2 separate regions of the Homo sapiens genome follow, and region 1 is linked to region 2. The links are chromatin contacts, found by Hi-C or POLR2A ChIA-PET in ENCODE. All regions are on one chromosome and are shown on one strand. The core of a region is the stretch at or near the end of the contact, and the rest is flanking DNA. Distances in the headings are between cores, read along the strand shown. Region 1 holds the start of HCCAT5 (hepatocellular carcinoma associated transcript 5). Region 2 overlaps ZFHX3 (zinc finger homeobox 3).

Evidence for each region. A loop is a pair of places that touch in the nucleus more often than their neighbours do. ChIA-PET counts read pairs that join two places held with the same protein, here RNA polymerase II (POLR2A). Pooled maps may share reads with other maps.
Region 1: a loop to region 2 is called in a map of ascending aorta, with 3 times the contacts of the local background. The contact joins the promoter of HCCAT5 here to the enhancer-like site in region 2. A Hi-C loop is called at or near these places in 1 of 168 maps with a recorded cell type or tissue (ascending aorta) and 5 of 50 pooled maps. POLR2A ChIA-PET finds 5 or more read pairs at or near these places in 3 of 52 experiments (HepG2, WTC11 and activated naive CD4-positive, alpha-beta T cell).

What each region holds. Positions count from the first base shown.
Region 1 is chr16:73,090,778-73,093,644 of GRCh38, forward strand. HCCAT5 (hepatocellular carcinoma associated transcript 5) reads left to right here and starts at 1,572. Exons shown (of 3, transcript NR_027756.1): 1 at 1,572-2,208; 2 at 2,304-2,434; 3 at 2,687-2,867. It also overlaps a transcript of ZFHX3 not described here. RefSeq lists enhancers at 2,176-2,676, 2,677-2,867.
Region 2 is chr16:72,847,165-72,850,270 of GRCh38, forward strand. The region is part of intron 4 of ZFHX3 (zinc finger homeobox 3); the gene reads right to left. Among named protein-coding and RNA genes, the nearest start is that of ZFHX3-AS1, 180 kb to the left of the region's middle. RefSeq lists a silencer at 150-209. Within about 2 kb of position 1,712, at least 28 of the 41 ENCODE cell types and tissues checked have a DNase peak (open chromatin) inside an H3K27ac peak, as active enhancers do; they include ascending aorta, where a contact is called at or near this core.

The sequences.
Region 1 (2,867 bases), core at 322-2,821, 240 kb after region 2:
GTGTGCATCTGTAGTCCTAGCTACTTGAGAGGCTGAGGTGGGAGAATCACTTGAGCCCAAGAGGTCAAGGCTGCAGTGAACCATGATTGCACCACTGTACTCCAGCCTGGGAGACAGAGTAAGATCCCATATTGAAAAAAAAAAAAAAAAAAGGCAAGGCATGGTGGCTCATACCTGTAATCCCAGCACTTTGGGAGGCTGTGGCTAGCGGATCACAAGGTCAGGAGATAAAGACCATCCTGGCTAACACGGTAAAACCCCGTCTCTACTAAAAATACAAAAAATTAACCAGGCATGGTGGCGGGTGCCTGTAGTCCCAGCTACTCGGGAGGCTGAGGCAAAAGAATGGCATGAACCCGGGAGGTGGGGCTTGCAGTGAGTGGAGATCACGCCACTGTACTCCAGCCTGGGCGGCAGAGTGAGACTCCGTCTCGGAAAAAAAAAAAAAGAAAGCGGGGAAAAAAAAAAAAGCAGTAAAGACCACTAATCAGGCAGCCAGCAGTGTCACGCTTTTCCAAAAGGGGCATTGGCAGTAAGCCTGGGAGAGACAACCTTATGGAGATCAACAAAGGAGTTGGCAATGGCTTTCAGTGGCTGCAGGGCTGTGATTCCCACTGTGCCTATTGGCGGAACCCCAGGGAATCCCTCTTTCTTGGATCAGCCAGGGACTTACCTTCCTCGAAGGCCAGCACACACTCCTGTGCTGGCGACACTTCTGCAGAGCTGGCCAGCAGTAGCCTGAGGTTGGCTATGTCAAATGGTCCCTAGCATCTCAGAGACTGAGCCTTGCTCAATCCCATCTTTATCCTGTCAGTTTCCTCTGAGGACCCTGATATTTGATATTATGACCCCAAATAGTTAACCTTAGTTGTGGTGAATTGCATTCATTTATTTTACGATCTTCATGGGATGAAAGAGTTTGTCGAGCTGAGTCTTCATTCAGAAATTCGCAAAATATAGCATTTGACAGTGCCACTTAATTTTCAAAATACTATCCAATGGCCACAAGGATCACTGTAGCTGAAAACCCTGAGAATATCTATAAGGGTATTTCGAGACGCTAGAATGTGATGACATAGGTCTCTTCTACTTTCCCCTCACCTTAGCAAACCAATACATTCAGTATTCAGGATATTCAACAGAACATTCAGCACATATCCTTAACTGCTCTTAGAAATTGGTTCTGCCGATATATTAGCTATTCAGAGAAAGTGCTTTTAAGTTCATTGTTGAACATAGTGATGTAGTGTCTTGCAATCACAGAATCAACGAATGTTTGAGCTCGAAGATTTCTTATAGACAGGCTAGTGTGAATTAAGGACACTAATGCCCAGCTAAAAAGGGAAAGTCACTTAGTAACTTGCCCAAGAACACGCAGCTAGTGCGTAGTTGAACCAGACTTGAAAGCAAACATCATGATCATAAGCCACCTTTCTGCCACTGCGTGTTGATGGTATGAAGATACCATATATATATTTACACATGCACACACAAAAAAGGATAAAGTCTTGCATCACATAGAGCCAGTTGTCTGAAGAAACTGTCAGCCCTACTGAAACAATATCCCATTTAAGTTTAAGACAGCCTGGTGAGGCCCAGAGCCTCACCAGTCCCCCAGAAAACGGAGTATTGTTTCCATCCAAACCTTGCACTGAAAGGAGCCTGTCAGCAGGAAGTGACCTCGTGAGACAACTGTGGGGAGAGCAAAGGGCCGGGGAGAGAAAGGCCTCATTCTCACTGCAAACAGGAAAAGGAAAGAGAAAAAGCAAGCTCTGTCTCCACACAAGGTTTGCTGGGCTGGCTATGAACTGTTCCAGTACGTTCCATCAAATAGACGCCTTCATAGAATCAAGCCGAGCGCGAACGCCGTGTCTGGGGCTCCCACTCCCGGGACACACACGCGGGCTGGCTTACACATGCTCTTGCTCTCTCGCGCTCTGGGAGAGCGCTTATATGGGCTTCATGAGGCTAAGTAATAAACACTTTGTCTTCACCCTGCTATTTATGGGTTGCTTGGGGCATCCTGTGCTCTCCACTGCCCTTACCTGAACAGACGGCTCATGCAGACCCGGAGTTTAATAGGGACAACAGTAAATCTGAGAGGCTGTGTGTGTCCCACGCGCTCCTGTTTTCCCAGCCACCCATGCTAGTTGCAGAGAAAAGCCAACCTGTATCCCTTCGTTTATGCTCTGTGTGCCCTTCCTGGAGGTGAAATCCCTTCTCCTTTTTCTTCGGGCCCTTGTTTTCTTCCATCCTTTCAAACATCTCTCTAACATATCCTTTTGCTATTTGACCCCTCCCAGAGATCCCTTCATTCTTCAGCAATGGATCAAAGAACTCTGAAAACAAGAACAACCCCGACAGCTGCAAACCACGAGCCCTCACCTCCAGCAGAGGTTTTCGGGAAACTCTGGACGACCACGCGCATGCAGAGGTAAGGGAATGATCCGGTCCTACCTGGCGTTGACTTCCAGGTTCACTCAAAGGCCACGTGCCACCCTTTGCACATCGTGTTTGGGTTGCAAAGGGGAAAGATGCATATTGAAAGCCAGAAGTGTGCCCAGGCCAACAGACGTCTGAAAGCCACAGGGGACGACCCTGAAAAAGTCTGGCAGATGCAGAACCACAGCTGATCACTTTGGTCCGTTTGAGGGCCCCTTTCGCTCAGCTCTTTTGGGGGTTCCAGGGCTCTCAGAGCTTCCAGGTCCTGTAAGAAGAGATGGAGTCATAGCTGCGCCCTGTCCACTCTCGGGCTGTCACACAAGCCTGGAGCCCAGCCATTTCTCGGCCTTGTCTTCATCTTGGGCTAACCGGTCGTCTCCTGCAAACAGACAGCACGGAGAAGGATGAGTGAACTCGGCCTCTCC
Region 2 (3,106 bases), core at 462-2,961:
GAAAACTATGTGACCTCGGCAGGGCTATTTTAAGCTAGCACTTCCTAGTACAAAATGAATTTGGTATTGAGGATGAAGGGGGGACTTTATTTTTCTCAAATTGGCTGTTGTAGAAGAAAGTCTGCTCAACTCAGCACTACCTAAGACGTGTCTCCCCCTAGTGACACGCAGACCTCTCTGCTACTGGTGCCACCACCCTGCAGTCTCAGGGCTGGAGCAAGGCAGCTAGGTGCAGGCAGGCAGCATTAGTTCTGCAGGCTGCATCTGGCCCTGAACCTAGGACCAGCCATCTCTTGGTACCCTGGGAGCTCCAAGAAACTCAGTGGTCAGGCCCCGGAGTGTTCCAGGTTTTGCTGCAATGTTAAGAAGTGAGCCCGGAGCACCCCCAGGGCAGCTGATCCACACACAGCTTCCGCAGCCAAGGGAAAAGAGGGGATGGATGGAGGCCAGGATAAAGAAGGGGAGGGGTGGCAGGTAAAGGGAATCTCCCCAGAGGAGTGAATTCCTTTCCAGGCTTGCTGGGGACCCAACAGGGACACCCCAAAAGGCAAGGCCTAAAGCCAGAGCAAAAACAAGCAGACGCAAAGCAGGGGAGAGTAAGCGATGGGCGAAGACATAAAAGCCCAAAGATGAGAGCTGAATGGAACAGGAAGCAAACCAGGGCCAAACCCATCACGGCTTAAAGCAAACGTTAATGTAGGTTCCACATTGATCTGAAGCCCGAGGGGGAGGAGGCTGGGTGCAGCCAGGCTCCTCCCCTCCTCCATCTCATTCCATTCACATCATCAGGAGAACTGTGTTTTGGGGAAGGGGTCAGGACAATGATTGGAGCCTGAACTTAGCTGCTGCCTTTTACAGTAGCTTCCCAGAATAAACTGCCCCAAGACTTCATCCATCACCAAAAAAGGCAACTGTAAAAACACAGGTCGCCAGCCCCTTGCCTCACACCAGCACAGTGGCCCTCCCTCCGCTCCTGGGGATGGGGGTGCTGAGGGGGAATGGAGGGCAGGCGCTCAGGCCTGGCACTAATTGCTCTTGGGGATGCTGTGTGGTGTGGGGGCTGTTCCCTGCGCTAAGCAGTTAGGAACTTCCTAAATCATTAACCTTTCTCGGAGCGCATTGTACTGGGAGGTGCTCCCTCTGCAGCCTATTCACGAGCCCTATTGATCTGCCGCACACTCGGTGCCTTCAAAGTTGTTTATGATCAATATGCAAATTGCCCATGGCATTGATCTAGTATTAATTTTCAATTAGGGAATCCACAAGGGGTCTCTGAGGGTCAATACCTAACAATGCAAAGGAAACTCCGCTGTGGAGTATCAGGCCTGATGCTGATAAAAGCTTCCTAAGCCTCCTCCTCAACAGTTCCAGGCCCTCTGGGCTGTCACCTTCACTGTGGCTCATTTGGTTCCCTCCTAAGTCAGACCCCTTCGGCGGCCTCCCAGGCTGGGTCTGCGGCCATCACCCTGTGCCCCCCCTCCCACCCCCTATGCCACTGGAACACCTCCTGGCCTGCCAGTGCCTGCCCCTCTTGCCCGCCCTCCTGATCAGATGCCCCCAGACATGCCTCCTCATCTCCCCATGCCACGCCCAGACCCAGGACCACTCTCTCCCCCAGCTCCCCAACCACACATACCTTCTTCCTCCCTCTTTCCCTTTCCCTCGTTTCTGCTTAGTCACGGAACGTCACCTTGGCATGCTGCCACGGCTGGAGCTGGCGAGCTGCACGGTCCCCAGAAATCTCAGGCAGGCAGGCAGAGCGCCGGGCTGCCAGGTTATGCTTGGCAAACAACCCACTGATGTCATTTCAAAAAACCAGGGGGGAAGGAAAAAGGCACAGCTTCAAATCATCTGTTTCTCCTTCTTTCTTTCGTCTAGCAAAATTTTTCTTCCTAATGAAGCCCGGGGGTGGGGGATGTTAATTACTTTACCACTCACTCATGGTTCCCAGAAGAGGCCAACGCCCGCCCTCCAGGAGCACAGGGCAGTGCGTGTGAGCCACTGACGGAGAGTGTCCCTGGGGACAGTGTGCCCAGCTGGGACTGGAATGACCCGGGAACTCAGTCATTCCATTTACGCCCCTAACAGCCCCTGAGAGACTTGCGTGGGAAAGCTCTGCAGCCAGAGGAGCTGCAAGAGAAAAACGTGGCTTGGTCTCCTCCCAGCAGGTAGGGGGACAAAAGCAGGGCTCAGCCATACTCCAGCCTGGGGCCCAGCCGGCTCAGCCTGACTTCTCTCTCTGCCAGGAGGTTGAAATGTGCTTACGTTTGGAATAAACCTGCCTGAAGATGAGGCCACGATCCTGCCAAGATGGTGCCCACGATCCTGCCTAAGTCCCAACCCATGCCCTGCCCACTTTCCACACTGCCACTCATGGCACTAACCAGTGCATTAGCTAGCCAGGCTAATAGGTTTATGGATAACATTAATTACCACGTTCCTCATTAATGGATGAAATCTTTATTGGTGCCATTGATCAGCGGACTTGTTAGCTGGCCTCCTAACCAATGGCGGATGTAACAAGCGTTCTTATTGGCATATCAATTAATGCAATCAATTCCTGGCCAACGGCTGCCATTCACTTCCCTGGTTGTTCGAGAGTAGGAGACAGAGCCCTGTCAAGAGTGCCTTTACTTAGAGCTCCAGCTCTCAGCTGACTTCCAGGTGGGCTCTCTGCCACTTGGAGTTCACCTACCAAAAAAAAAAAAAAAAAAAAAAAAAAAAAAAAAAAAAAAAAAAAAAATTCACACCTACCCTTCCATCTGAAAATCACCTTTCCGTGTTCCAGTGATGACAAAAGTGCTAAGCTACGTCAGGGGACATAAGCTGAAAGAAAAGGTGGGAACGGTCGGGGGACTGTCAGAGCAAACAAGAGGATTAGAGAAATCAGATGTTTCTAGGTTAGGCACTGATAGAAATGATTCAGGCCCCAGACTGGACTAGGGACAACACTCCAGATGGGACCAGCCTGAAAACACAAGCCACAGCCATCATCAGCCCTCTGCCCACCCTGGGGAAGCCTTCCTGACCCCAGCCTCCCCAAGCCACAGTCACACCTACTGTCACACCTACAAAGTCACACCCACCAGTGTCTACCTCACTTAGC